2 separate regions of the Homo sapiens genome follow, and region 1 is linked to region 2. A link is a contact called in ENCODE Hi-C or POLR2A ChIA-PET data. All regions are on one chromosome and are shown on one strand. The core of a region is the stretch at or near the end of the contact, and the rest is flanking DNA. Distances in the headings are between cores, read along the strand shown. Region 1 overlaps AKAP6 (A-kinase anchoring protein 6). Region 2 holds the start of AKAP6 (A-kinase anchoring protein 6).

Region 1 (7,350 bases), core at 4,556-7,055, 79 kb after region 2:
AGCCCACAAATTCAGGTAAGTGTTAAAATGAAGAATTTTATTATTTCCTGATATCAAATGCCTTTTCCTACTTTCTTTCCAATCCTAATAATTTATCTAGACCAATTCATAGTTCATGACCTCTTTTGAAGCCTTGCCTGACAACCCAAGCTAGAAATGATATTTCTTTTGAGTGCCTGGAGAACTAATGTCCCTACTCTTGTCTTATTTTGCAAACTTGACTATACAGCTGTTTGAAGGCAGGGATTATATAATATCTTTTCTTGTATTATCCACACAAGATCCACTGCAGTGTTTTGCACATAGCAGTTGCTCAATAAATGTTGGTTGGTTGGTTGATTTTTTTTTTTTTTCTTTGAGACAGAGCTTTGCTCCGTTGCCTAGGCTGGAATACAGTGGCGTGATCTCGGCTCACTGCAACCTCTGCTTCATGGGCTCCAGCGATTCTCTTGCCTCAGCCTCCTGAGTAGCTGGGACTACAGGCACATGCCACCACACCTGGCTAATTTTTTTGTGTTTTTAGTAGAGATGGGTTTTCACCATGTTGGCCAGGCTGGTCTAGAACTCCTGACCTCAAGTGATCTGCCCACCTTGGCCTCCCAAAGTGCTGGGATTATAGGTGTGAGCCACTGCGCTCGGCTGGTTGGTTGATTTTTTATTCCTGTGAAGTATACAACACTGTAGACTTAGAAATCATCCAAGAAGAGGGTTTTCTCACATAGAACCTGTGGATGCACATCAAGGCTTCTGGAAATTTATTGAAATTGAATGCAAAGTAGACATTTTCTTGGGAGAGGGACCATAGCTGTCAACAGAATCACAAAGGGGTTCTTGATTCCTTTCCAAATGAGGGGAATTACTGAACTAGGCTATTCATTTTCTTTTCTTCTTGACAAAACTATTAATAGGTCCCGAGATGTTGATAATACTGTCATGACCTCACAAATACTATAGCAGTAAGAGTTCTCTTGGGATACCTCTGTTCCCATTTTTAACTGTTGTTCCTGAAAGAGAAATGGAGATTAAATTGAATTCATGTGCTGTGATTAGACTGATTGTATTTTTTAAATTGCACACCATTAAAAGGACTGCGTTCTGAAGTTCTGGTAGAGACAGTATATCATGGTAGTTAGATGTATGTGCTCAGAGCCAAGCTTGTGCTTGTATCTCAGCTCTGTTACTTACTAGCTGTGTGACCTTGGGCAAATAACTTAAACCTTCCCAGTCTCAGTTTCTTCATCTGTAAGATGGGAATAGTTATAGTGATCTACCTCTCAGGGTTGCTCTGAGGATTAAATGAATCAATGCATGAAAAACATTTAAAGCAGTGCTTTGCACACATATTAACAGTAAACATAATGTAAGTGTTAGCTATTAATATTGCTGATGCTTTTGTTGTTGTTCAACTGTAGCTCTCATTTTCATGAATACCGATTAGCCATGGTAAATGTATCTTCTGCAGCCCTTCTCACCACCAAATTCACTTCTGAGTCATCACATTGAGGTCAGATCAGATTGTTGAATTATTTTGCAGAAATTATGTGGTTTTATTGTCTGCTAGGTGTAATTCTAAGTTTTCTTTCTTGTGTTTGCTTGGCATTTTGAAATCAAGTTCTCACGCTCTGAGGGTATTTAAGTCATTTAAAGATTACCAGGCTAAAGAATCAAGATCCTTTGAATTTCAGTGAATGTACTTTTTTATCCCATGAAATATTTTTTTTGAAAAATATTAACAAAAATATTCTAAGAAAAACTTTTAGTAGAGTCTTTTAGTCATCTTTATAGTTGTAGTTAACTTGGAAAAGGAAAAAATGAAATGCAAAGGATTCTGACAGATTGAAGTCACTGCTGCCTGGAATTAATTCTTTCCATTAGCCTTAATATTAACCCCTTTAAAATGATGAAAGGTTTTGGTTAATCCTAGAATTCTTAATCCCCACCTTTTGGAGAAGCAGAAAAAAATACTGAAGTGATTTTTGTTGGGGGAGTGCTTATGCTAAGTGAGGCAGTTTGTCAGATTTTACTTTTATGAGTTGACTGTCAAGCATTTGAGAAGGGAGGGTGTTTTTTAGAAGGCTGTGCTGCAGCAGATTCCTCAGCTAAGTGCACATCCTGTGATATTTCCCCCACTCTTCCCTGATCAGTGAAATTGCAATTAAATAACTAATATCAACTGCTCCATTTCCATGATCCTCAGAGCCTATGGAATTAGAATATACATATTTAAGGAGGAGAAAATTTTCCACTTGATGTCTAGGATAATGAAGAGTGATGGAGAGTGGGGTTATGAGGAGTCAGGAGATATATATATATATATATATTAGTCAGAATGTCAGCAGGAAATAGTTGATACATGAAAATTGGGTAATTTTCAGAGTTAAAATAAAACTAAATTTATAAAGGTGTGGGCTGGGTATAGGAAAAGTACAAAGGGTAGTGCAATATTCTTAGGCTAGTAAGGTGAGGGCAGTGTCTTTCCATCCCTGGGTCTGAACTGGCAAGACAGATGGGCAAGCAATAACTGTATTCCAGGAGGGAGGGAGGGAGGGTGGAAGAGAGAAGAGAGAGAGAGAATGTTGAGAACTAGCTGTGTGGGGAGGGCCCCTGATGACAGCTGTGACCTCTGGTCTAAGTCAAAGTATGTTGGCAAACTAGAGCAAGCCTGCAGGGAGGGGAAGGGATAAATGTCCTAACCTCACTCTTCTCTTTTCCTAATCTCAAGCCAGTGGTCCTGTATGAACCCAATCAGAAGCCAGAGGGCAGAGGGCAGAGCTTGCAGCAAATGCCATTCTGGGATCATTTTGTACCATACTTTATTCATATTCTCCTTCCCTGGATGCCTCCAACTCTCACCCAAGTGCTTCCATTTATGTACCTTCCTCTTCTTCCTGCTTCTGCATGCTCCATACTGGCTGACACCTAGAGCAGATCATTTTAAATACCCCTCCCCTTGCTTGTACAGGACAAAATTATTTTCAATAATGATGTCATAATGATTGTTTTTTTGACTCATTCTTAAATTTCACAACAAATATAATTGACAATTTTAAAAGACTAAATTACAATGTTGACATTATTCAAATTTGGTAAAATATTTCATGTATAATCTCAAATTTTCATTTACCAAACAAAAATATTTCAGATTTCAGTTTGCAGTTCATTCTCTGTTTCATTATGATATGGTTTGATTGTGTCCCCACCCAAAATCTCATCTTGAATTATAATCCCCAAATCCCCACGTGTCAATGGTGGGACCAGGTGGATGTAATTGAATCATGGGGGCAGTTTCCCCCATACTGTTCTTGTGATAGTGAGTTCTCATGAGATCTGATGGTTTTATAACCATCTAGCTTTTCCCCTGCTAGCACCCATTCTCTCTCCTGCCACCCTGTGAAGAGGTGCCTTCTGCCATGATTGCAATATTTCCTGAGGCCTCCCCAGTCATGCAGAACTGTGATGAGATTACCCGGTCTCCTGTATTTCTTCATAGCAGTGTGAGAATTGACTAATACACACTCTTTTAAATTTTAAACATAAATTAAAAATTCCAAGTGTCCATGAAGAATGACAGAATTGATATAACTCAAGTTTCAGTTCTTCCTTTTGAAAATCAGTTTCTAATCTACTGTTTAAACAAGGAATAGGTAGCACTCTGGAGGCCAGAGGTAGGAACTGCTCCTGCAGCAAACTTGAATGGTTCTAGACCCTTAGAATGTATCCTGGGAAGGAGTGTAGCTGGCTTTAAGTGTGTCAGGACTGATAGTGTAACGAAAGCTCTCTGAATTAGCTTCCATGTAGAATAGAATACAATTTTTTGTTTGTTTGTTTGTTTTGAGACAGAGTCTTGCTCTGTTGCCCAGGTGGGAGGGAGTGCAGTGGTGTGATCTTGGCTCACTGTAACCTCTGCCTCCTGGGTTCAAGCGATTCTCCTGCCTCAGCCTCCCGAGTAGCTGGGATTACAGGCATGTGCCACTATGCCCAGCTAATTTTTGTATTTTTAGTAGAGACGGGGTTTCCCTATGTTGGCCAGGCTGGTCTTGGGCTCCTGACCTCGTGATCTGCCCACCTTGGCCTCTCAAAGTCCTGGGATTACAGACATGAGCCACTGGGCCTGGGGAATACAATGTTTTTATAAAGAAAATTTTAAAAAGAGAGAGAATTGGAGGCTTATATGTTGTTAAAATTGCAGTAATTCTTAGTTTAAGAATGTTAGCCCTGGTGTTAATAAAAAGCAAGTTGACTTTTGGTCAGTTTATTATTGTTTTACAATTCTCCACAAACAATTCAGTCCCTTATTGTCTATACCCTGGGCACAGCAAAGTAAAGTAGAAAAGAAAGAGAGTGAATCTAGGGGCCGCAGGAAGGCAGCTTACCCAGGACATTAAGTTATAAATTGAGAACTTTCCAAGTCATTCCTTATCTGTTTTCATGAAATTGTCAAGCCCATTAGTGTCTTATCCTTACAGATTTTTGTGACAGCCATGTACTTGTGGTGAGTGCTTGAGTGGGGATGATTATAACAAAATGGAAGAAAGATCTATAATTCTACATAACAAATGAAAACCTTGGAAGTTCTCTTTTTGCCGTAAGACTGCTTCCTAGAGCTTGTGGCAAGTGCCATTCTGGATCATTTTATACCATACTTTATTCATATTCTCCTTCCCTGGATGCCTCCAACTCTCACCCAAGTGCCTCCATTTATGTGCCTTCCTCATCTTCCTACGTCCACATGTCACAGGACAGGCTGGTTCCTTTTTCCATCTTGGCTTTCCTTTCCCATCCCCTTCTTGGCTACCCCTGTTTCCTTCTTCTTTCTTCACTGGACCAGACATGAATTTGTTCTGGGAACTTTTACTAATCTATGGAAAAGGTTGTTAATAGGCTTCATGTCAGATGTTCAGTTGCTTAGTAACCCAAAGGACCTCCTGCCAAGTTTATGTTCAGAGAATTAGACAAACCATCCAGTCCCCACTGTTCTCAGGCCTGGGCTGCATCAGCTCTCCAGCTCGGCTATGTGTGAGGAGATCCCCACACAGGCTCAGAAAGGAGCCTCAGCCTCCACAGAGCAATGAGTGTGAGGGCAGAGTCTGAGCCTACCTGGCCCAGTCTGAAGAGGAATCTGGGGAGGCTGACCTGAACAGATGTGCAGGCATGTTTTCAGAGCTCCTAAAACTGATATTTACTGCATGTTAGTGAGGTGGTTTGAATTTTTCAGTTTCTCTGCTTCTTCCTTTGTTCCGCTTCCTGATCTATCTCTCCTTCTCATTTCAGTTCCTAGTGTTTTTCAGGAAACCCATGGTTTTAGACTTACAGGCTCTCTATCAAATGGTACCATGTAGACTTAGAGCAGTGGAGTAGTACTCATCTCTTGTTGCCAACCTCCACAAACACACAGAAACCATACAAAATCCCCACGGATTCTGGATTAGGATGTATCAACGTGGAGGAGAAGGGTTTCTACACTGGTAGGAGGAATGAATCTGGGTAAAATAATTGCTTTTAATGACCGCTAGGAGTTTAGAAACATCCTACGGCACAGCAAAGAGTTTCCTTGCTGAACTGCAGATGGTGTTTATTGCCAGATGATGTGCAGAAAAGTGCCAGATGATTAGGCTCTTTCTAGGGGATGTCAGAATCTTCCATAACCCATGCAAATAATTGGCTTTCTAACACCCCCAGACTGTAACACAAGGGAGGTAGGAAAACTTCTAAGAAGGTAGTTATCATGGCATGAGTAAAAATTTCTGTTTGCCACACCATGGCTAGCAGCGGGGAGTGGGTGGTTGAACAAGAACTCCTCCAAGACTCTGGCTGGCTGGGAGCCAGGATTCTTCAACTGGAAATGAACAGGGAAGGAGGGGAAAAGAACAAAAATCTGCTGAGGGATAATAAAAATTTTAATGATTCTTCAAATGTTGCATTGTCTTGTAAACGTAGTTGTAAATTTAACTTTAAAATGACTTTTACTCAATTGGGTCAGAGACGTAAAAATGATTAAAAGAAAGGAATAGGTCTCAGATTAGCAATAATATTTGTACAAAAAGGTTTTCAGTGTTCAGAGTAATTGACGGACTGGTTTTGGGTGATGGTTTTAATTACTGGGAGCTTATATATAATTATACAATTTATAATATATAATATATAATTTATAAAATTATATAATTTTCAATGAGCAACCACTCTAAACATAAGGATGAGAGCTCAGGTATCAGCTGTGGAGTTTTTCTTAAGAATACAAGTAAATTGAGTGTGACCTGACCTTAGTCTGTTATTGTAACCAGAGTTACTATTCTTTGCTCTAGTCTAGAAATATCTCCAAGTAGGAGATATGTGTAGGGAAGGTAGATGATCTTTGTGCCTTCACTCTAATGGTCTTGGAGTAGGAATGTAGATCATGGTTTGATGGAGGGATATTGGTGATGGGTGGGGCTTTCTTATCCATGGCAAGGAAAATGCTGGTGAAAGGCTTCATGTGTGGCATGATTAGTTGATATAACCCAATAAGATTAGTTTATATAGGCAGGGTGTGGTGGCTCACCCCTATATCGCCTGTAATCCCAGCACTTTGGGAGGCCGATGCAGGTGGATCACCTGAGGTCAGGAGTTTGATACCAGCCTGGCCAACATGGTGAAACCCTGTCTCTACTAAAAATACAAAAATTAGCCAGGCATGGTGGCATACGCTTGTAATCCCAGCCACTCAGGAGGCTGAGGCAGGAGAATCACTTGAACCTGGCAGGTGGAGGTTGCAGTGAGCCAAGATTGCACCACTGCACTCCAGCCTGGGCCACAGAGCAAGACTCCGTCTCAAAAACCAAAACAAAACAAAAAAGATTAGCATATGAACTAATTCATACAAGATGCCCTTCACTTTGAAAATGCCAGCTACCTAGATGACTAGGATGTTTGAAGGGAGTTAGATACAGGCTTAGACATATCTTAGGGACTACAGAACTACACAGATGACAAAGGAGCCCAGAATTCTTGAACTGAAACAGATGAGTTAGAGAGAAAAACAGTTTTTTTCCCCTTTAAAGGCTAGACTAGTGTATAAAAGTTATAAAAGCAGACTTGGGCACCTTTCTAGGTGATTCACAACTGAACCATCTTCTTCAAAAAACAGTAGCCCCTTATCCTTGAACATGTTCCAGGACTCTTGAAGTGGTGATTCCTTCCTTGGGCAGGAGGTTGACAGATGGCTTCTGAGGTTCCTTTCTATCTGAAATTGTGTGGTTCTCATTAAAAAGTTTTTCCTTATATTCAAAATGTATTTCACATAGTAATATGGCCTAATAACAAAGATTTTCTTCCTCTTCTAATTTGAAACTGACAATAAAACTTGTAAACAAT
Region 2 (7,736 bases), core at 5,078-7,577:
CATCAGGTAATAATTTCTTCTTTACATGGCTACCTACATAAAGCAGAGGGATGATGAGCATTCAATAACAATAGCAGCCACACAAATGCACTGTGCCTAAATATCTGATGTCCAAATATTTTTGGCCTCCAAATACTCTCAGAAAACATAGAAAGTGTATGGGTTGAAGCAGCATCCACAGTCAGCATGGGCTTATGATCATATAGGCATGTGGTTAGAGTGTTTGAATACTTTTCTATTTTGTGAATGAAGGTCTTTTTTAAAGCCAAAATTGGGCGCTATTGGTAGAGGATTCACTAAACCCTTTCTCCTTCTGCATAAGATTTTGACGTTTGGTTAACTCTGTAACTCTGTTCCCTTGAAAACAGTAAAATGTCAACCATGTTATTGGGTAACATTGGTTAGGGTAAAAATGACCCTTGGTTAGTGAAAATGACTGCCTTGGAGAAGGGGAATTTACCTGGTCTGGCCCTGACTCTGCTCTCCAAGACGGGCTGTTTGTTTACTCTGTCATAGCCCTGTTCCATTCATTATATTCCCTGGCTACATCTGAAATGGGAGATGAGGAGTAAGCCCTCCTTAGTAGCTAGTTTGAGATAACTATAAATTCTAAGAAGAAGCTGTAGTTTTGGGCTTCTCTGAGTGCAATGACTCTTGTAACCAGGTGTGTCTCTTGGAGGGATCTGGAAGTTATGCCTATGAAGTTGTTACAAAGATATTGGTTCCTGTGAGGAATGAGGTTTTCAAGGCCGGGCACTCTTGAACTTGCCTAATGTGTTCTTACCTGAGTTCTTAAACTGTCACCAGGGGGCCAGATAGAATAGCTTTGGACACTGTATAGATTGTTCCATGGATTACCACAAGACTCCAGAGAAGAGGAATGCCTGATGCTGCTCTGTTGGCAAACTCTCTGAGTAGGCTGGTGCCAAATGTTGACTGTGATAGTCTTATACACCTGAACGTTCAGTTGAGCTTCAGAAGACTCAGTGAAGGTATTGCAGACACATAGGTAAAATGCAGCCTGAAGCAAGGATCATATTCCTGATCTCATGATGTGGCAGAACTGGATAACTATGCATTTTAGCTGTTTCCTTTTCTCTCATGGCACAAAGCTAAATTCTATTTTCCAGCTTATCTTGCAATAGGTATGGCCATTTGACCAAGTTCTAACCAGTGGAATGTGGGGTGGAAGTGAAGAAGGGTACTTCCAGACCTAGCCCATGAAAACCTCCCCTATACCATCTCCCATCTTTCCTCAATTGGTCAACTTATGCCCAGGAATGTAAGGCATTAGAGGAAGGTGAAACCTCAAGAGAGAGGTCTTGAATAACCACATAGAAGGTCATCTGCAGTCAGGAATATTCAGTTAGAGTTCAAATGAATAAGACATACACAACTATATTTAGCCAGAGTAATTTAGCAGCTTAGCTGTGAAATCCATTAGTACTTCCTTAACTAACAGACACATTCCTCAGATCTACAAATTTTCTCATTGTATACCAAGAGATGCAGGCCTGCTGCATTTTCAGAAATGGCTTTAAGATTTTTTAAAACCCTAGCATGCAAACACAAGATGTATGTTTACATCATGAGTTAATGATTTGGAAATAATACTAATTTGCTTTTGAAATAATAAGAATTTGGAATACAACTTTGTCTTTGTTCATATTTTGCTGCTATAACAATATCTAACACTGAGTAATCTATATACAAAGAAGTTTATTTGTTCTGGAGGCTGGAAGTCCAAGATCAAGGGGTTGCATCTGGTGATGACCTTCTTGCTGAATCATAACATTGTGGAAGAGATCACATGGTGAGAGGGTGAGAATGCAGAGATGGAAAAAGGGGGCTGAACTCCTGCAGTCACTAAATTACTCCTATGATAGTGGTATTAGTCTATTCACGATGGCTCCACCTCTTAAGTATCATCACAAGGGCAATTAAGTTTCAACATGAGCCTATAGTTCCAGCTACTTGGGAAGCTGAGGCAGGAGGATTCATTGAGCTCAGGAGTTTGAATCCAGTCTGGGCAGCATATTGAGATGCCTCCTCTTAAACAAACAAATAAACAAACAAACAAACAAAACCAAACCCAGAAAACCAAACCCATGAATTTTGGAGGGAACACTCAAACTATAGCCAATGCCTACTTACAAATAGGAAAAAAATGACCAGGAGGAAACATTTCTATAAATGTTGCTGTCTGCAAATGATACTACCAGATTTCTGTCTTGTCAGTTCAGGATGGCAGAGAAAGATTGGAGGCAGACTGAGTTGTGCTGAAGGTGAGAGAAGTTTTATTTTTTCCTTCTTCTGCAGCCGCAGGCTGAATTGGAGGTTTAGTGGTGTTCTAGCTCATTGCTGTTTACAGTCATATTTACTATGTTGCAGATGGACACCCAATGGAACATTAGTCTATGAAAAAAGGATTCTGTGATTAAATATAAATTAGGAAAATACTGCATACTATATTTCTACAGGAGAGTCTCAATGCATATTAGCAGATTGAAAACTCTTAGAAAATCTGCAACCTATTTAATAAATGCTGATGGGAAAACTGGCTAGCTACATGCAGAAAACAGAAACCGGACCCCTTTCTTATACCTTATACAAAAATGAATTCAAGATGAATTAAAGACTTAAAACCATGAAAACCCTAGAAGAAAACCTAGGCAATACCATTCAGGACACAGGCATGGGCAAAGACTTACTGATTAAAGCACCAAAAGCAATTGCAACGAAAGCCAAAATTGATAAATGGGATCTAATCAAACTAAAGAGCTTCTGCACAGCAAAAGAAACTATCATCAGAGTGAACAGGCAACCTACAGAATGGGAGAAAATGTTTGCAGTCTACCCATCTGACAAAGGTCTAATATCCAGAATCTATAAGGGACTTAAACAAATTTACAAGAATAAAACAACCTCATCAAAAAGTGGGCAAAGGATATGAACAGACACTTCTCAAAAGAAGACATTTATGTGGCCAAAAAACATATGAAAGAAAAGCTCATCATCACTGGTCATTAGAGAAGTGCAAATCAAAACCACAATGAGATACCACCTCACGCCAGTTAGAATGGCAATTATTAAAAAGTCAGGAAACAACACATGCTGGAGAGCCTGTGGAGAAATAGGAACGCTTTTACATTGTTTTGGGGAGTGTAGATTAGTTCAACCATTGTGGAAGACAGTGTGGCGATTCCTCAAGGATCTAGAACCAGAAATAGTATTTGACCTAGCAATCCCATTACTGGGTATATACCCAAAGGATTATAAATCATTCTACTATAAAGACACATGCACATGTATGTTTATTGCAGCACTATTTACAATAGCAAAGACTTGGAACCAACCCAAATGCCCATCGATGATAGTCTGGATAAAGAAAATGTTGCACATGTACACCATGGAATACTATGCAGCCATAAAAAAGAATGAAGCTGGAAGCCATCATTCTCATCAGACTAACACAGGAACAGGAAATCAAACACTGCATGTTATCACTCATAAATGGGATTTGAACAATGAGACCACATGGACACAGGGAGGGGAACACCATACACCAGGGCCCTTCGGGGGGTTGTGGGCAAGGTGAGGGAGAGCATTAGGACAAATAGCGAATTCATGCAGGGCTTACAGCCTAGATGATGGGTTGATAGGTGCAGCAAACCACCATGGCACATGTATACCTATGTAACAAACCTGCATGTTCTGCACATGTATCCCAGGACTTAAAGTAATATAAAATAAAAAAAGAAAGTCTGCAATAAAGGAACATGTTTTTAACACTGTCACTTTATCATAAATAATGATATATAATATAATCTTGTTAGAAAATTTATATTTTATTAAATTATAATTTTATCTATAAATGGATAATTTGTTCAGAATAAACTACCCCAAAATCTTGGTGGTGTTTGTTTCTCACTCATTGCAGCCCAGTGTAGGTCAATAGGTAGTTGGGAGAGGATGGTTGAGCTCCATGCAGTCATTCAGGGACCCAGGCTCCATCCACAATGTGTGGCCATTATCTTTCTGGGCTTCAGAGTTCCACTGGATTCTTTGCATCCAGCTAGCAGGACAGGAAAACATGAAGAAGAGACACTTGGTCTTAGCCACCTTTGGAGTTGATGGTTTCCACTTCTACTTCCGTTTCATTGGTGAGTGCCATTTTGTGGGCAAGCAATTTAGCTAGTCCAGGTTGCTAAAAGTTTGACCTGGCCTCAGGTTTGATGAGCCATCCATTTCTTCCCATCAAATGATTGACTTGCTTCTGGCAAAAAAGATTAACAAGATTCTTACCATCTTGAGAAGCCATATTCAAATCTGGAACACCTGCTCCCACCCTGTCCTCTCCTCTTTATAGCATGTGGATTTCAGCTCTGGAAAGACTAATCTTGTTCTGTAATAGGTCCATGTCTCTTTATCTTCTCCAGAGACTGAAGGGTTCTTCAGAGGTATCTTAAAGAGTCAGCTTACAGCAAATGAGGTTGGAGGCAGTGGTTGAGAATGGCTCATCAGTCTGGGCTCTGGGCTTCTTATCTTGCCTCAACCAAGGCAGTCCAGCTTTGATCTGTATCATTAAAAGAAAGGTTATATTACTAATGAAAAACCTGAAAACTATGGTTATTAGCTAAATCAATCATCTCTGCAGATGAAAAACTTGAGGCCCCAAGAAGTTAATCAATTGGCCTGATATCACACAGATGCTCTAGGAGGACCTGACATTTACAGTTGGGTTTCCTGACTCTCAGATCTGTACTCTTTGTACTGGGGTAGCTGCCTGCTACTTCTCCCCTTGTGTGTGGCATGTGGTCTGAGGTCTAAGATAAAGGGAGGGAGTCAGGCTCTGCTGATGCCACAAAGGACCTAAGCAGGCAGATTCACCTCCTGCTTTTGGTCTCTTAATTCCTCTCTAGATGAAGCAAGAACAAGTCTGTCTTCCCATCTAGGGCAGGGTTGCTCTGTGCGAGGCTGATGGTGCACGCTGCTGGGATATTGGCACTTCTCAGGCATTTTATTAGCTCCTGTTTACAGAGACACTGCCTGAATTCCTTCTGCCACTCATCCCACACCGCCTATGCTGGTGGTTAACAGTGCCATTTTAAAATCTCAAGCAGGAGGAGACAACATAATTGTCTCATGTTTTAAGCTTTTGGAATGTTGTTCTTTTTCAGAGTTGTGAAGACGGAGTGGATACAGGTCAACTTGATTCTGCTTTTCTCTATCAATGGCCTGCAAATATTAAATATGCAAAACATAGGCTGCTCTGTCCATATCTCCTTCTCCCCAGTTCTCACCACATGACGTTGATTTCTGCTCAGGACTGGAAAGAAGTGATTGCTTTAGATTTGCTTTTCTTTTACCAACTGGAGAAATGCCTTACCGTGTCTTGTTTAAATGTGGCTTTTCACACAGTTCCAGCTTTTGGGGTTGGGGAGGGGCACAAATAATCTGTGTGGTAGGCAGTTTTATTGTTCAGAAAAGAAGAAAACAGACCCCAATGTTTGGAATGCCAACGATTTAGGAAGTTTCTAGCAGGTCTGCTACTTGTTCCAACCACTAGGTTTGATCCCAGAAAAGACTCACATGCGTTTTGGCCATGAGAAGGAGGGGTTCCCTGCAGGCCAAAGGAAGGGTCAGTAGAAGTTGAGGGTGGTGTGTTGTGCCCCTCTAGATTCCAAACTTCCCTTTGCTGCCTATCTGATGACCAGGTGAAAGCTGGGTTTATTCTGCATGGGAAGGTTCTGTGGGTTGGTGTTCATCAGGGAAAATAACCAGGACAGACTTCATTGGCCAAGGGTTTGCCCATGTTTTGAGAATTAAAACTTGTTTACTTGAGAGTTAGAGTCATTTGGTCAGCTGTTTATATTCCATTTTTAATTATTTTTGTGCTCGCTGTTTTGTTCTTTTGGTCTTTGACAGATGAGCAAAAATTCTTTTTAATAACTTTTAAAAAGCTATCCCAGTGCTGACCAGGGAGGAAAAAGTGATCAAATTGTCTAATAAGGAAACATTGTACATTTCAGTTTTTATTTGCTTAGTACTAATTCTATTTTCTCCTCCCACCTTTTTTTTCTAAATGTATAACAACAAAGGGGGAGATAATTTTTGTTTTTTCCAAAATGCTTTCAGGGAAATCCCTTTTAAACCTATGGATTTTAGTCCAATGAGGAATCCTCTTCCTTTGGTCTAAATTTTGCATATCGTCTGTTTCTTACAGGGCTTCCGTATTGTCTCAGGCTCCACTGGAAATGCAGCAAGGATTCCTAGCACATCCCAGTTGCCATAGCAACAGCAGTCTTTCCCATAATGAGCTGCATCATCTGAACTGATGTCACAGCATCATGCAGCAGGTCAAACAAGGCATCTCCTAGTATTGCATCCTACAGATGTGCTGTAAACATCAAAAGAAGACGGTGGGATCAGGAGATGGTGAGTGTTAAATGTCTGGGCCTTAATTGCACGGCTGTTTTGTTGGTTAGTCGGTGTCTGCTAAGGCGGAGATTGGGGGATGTTGTCTCTGCTTAAAATGGACTGGGGAAAGAAGGGCTGTTTTACCTAAATCGTTTTTCAGGCTGCCGGGTTAAGACAAAGGCCTGTAAGAGTCATATAGGAATTAAAATATGTAGAATTATTCTTGCTCCAGCTCTGTCTGTTATTTTTAAGTGTTCTTACAGAATTTTTCATAAACATAAGATGATTTTTCAATTGCAAAACCCCAGATAAGCTTTAAAATGAGTAGTTAACAGTATTTAAGCATTGTAAAAATATAGATTTCTTTTTGGGAGGCAGAGCTAATTGGCCCCCTCTTTGCTCTTGTGAATTATGAAATATTCAGTGATTTGCAGTATGAAATTCATTATTTACCTCGGTTGGGTTTCAGTTTCTTCATGGCAAGGAACAAATGCTGAATAAGCATTTGACATAACCCTGATGTGAAAGGGGATCTCTTGCATATTCAAGACAGAATTTATTAAAAGCATAAAAACCTAAACCAAATGAAATTATTTGAGCCTTTTGATCTATATGGTAGTTCTTCAACCCATGTCCTTCAGAGTTAGTTGAAAGACTGCCACATATTTTTCCATCTCTAGCTAGTCTCTGAAATAGCTGGAGTTGTTTGCAGGCTGACTTGTAACTGAGAAAGGAACAAGTCTCCTCTCTGCGGCAGTTGCAGTGAAGGGTAACCCTGGGAGAGCCTCTGAAGTGGCAGTGGTGTTGCCATCCCTTGCTTAACTTTAACAAAAATCTGGGTATGATGAATAAATATCAGGGTCCTCAGTGGTTGTAGGGATTACAGACCTCTGGACTCAGTCATAACCTCAACTCAATTCCAAAACTCTAAACACGTATCATTTTCATTTCAACTCCTAGCTCTGTTTTTAGGCATCTTTATTATTATTATTATTTTCTAAAAAATTAGTCTGACAGTGTCAGATAAGGAGCAGAATGTTGCCTTTTGTTTTGGGAAATGAAATGGATTTCCCTGGTACAGCTGATTGCTACTAGGGGAGAGAAAGGAGGAGGCACATGTCAGTTCAATTGATCAATATGTCCACTTAGAATCAGGGAGTGGTCTTGTGGCTTAATGCTGCCAAATTGATAGTTTTTACTCAAAAAGTCTTACACGAAAGAATGGCAACCATTGAATTCCTCTTCTTTTAGTCTGTTTATTGGGGCTAAAGAGATATATCATGGAAAGCAGGAAAAGCAATACCTTTAGCTAGCTT

The links. A loop is a pair of places that touch in the nucleus more often than their neighbours do. ChIA-PET counts read pairs that join two places held with the same protein, here RNA polymerase II (POLR2A).
Region 1: a loop to region 2 is called in a map of posterior vena cava, with 14 times the contacts of the local background. The contact joins the enhancer-like site here to the promoter of AKAP6 in region 2. A Hi-C loop is called at or near these places in 1 of 168 maps with a recorded cell type or tissue (posterior vena cava). POLR2A ChIA-PET finds 5 or more read pairs at or near these places in 2 of 52 experiments (Caco-2 and H1).

Annotation. Positions count from the first base shown.
Region 1 is chr14:32,402,391-32,409,740 of GRCh38, forward strand. The region is part of intron 1 of AKAP6 (A-kinase anchoring protein 6); the gene reads left to right. Among named protein-coding and RNA genes, the nearest start is that of AKAP6, 77 kb to the left of the region's middle. Within about 2 kb of position 5,806, at least 5 of the 41 ENCODE cell types and tissues checked have a DNase peak (open chromatin) inside an H3K27ac peak, as active enhancers do.
Region 2 is chr14:32,322,971-32,330,706 of GRCh38, forward strand. AKAP6 (A-kinase anchoring protein 6) reads left to right here and starts at 6,328. Exons shown (of 14, transcript NM_004274.5): 1 at 6,328-6,438.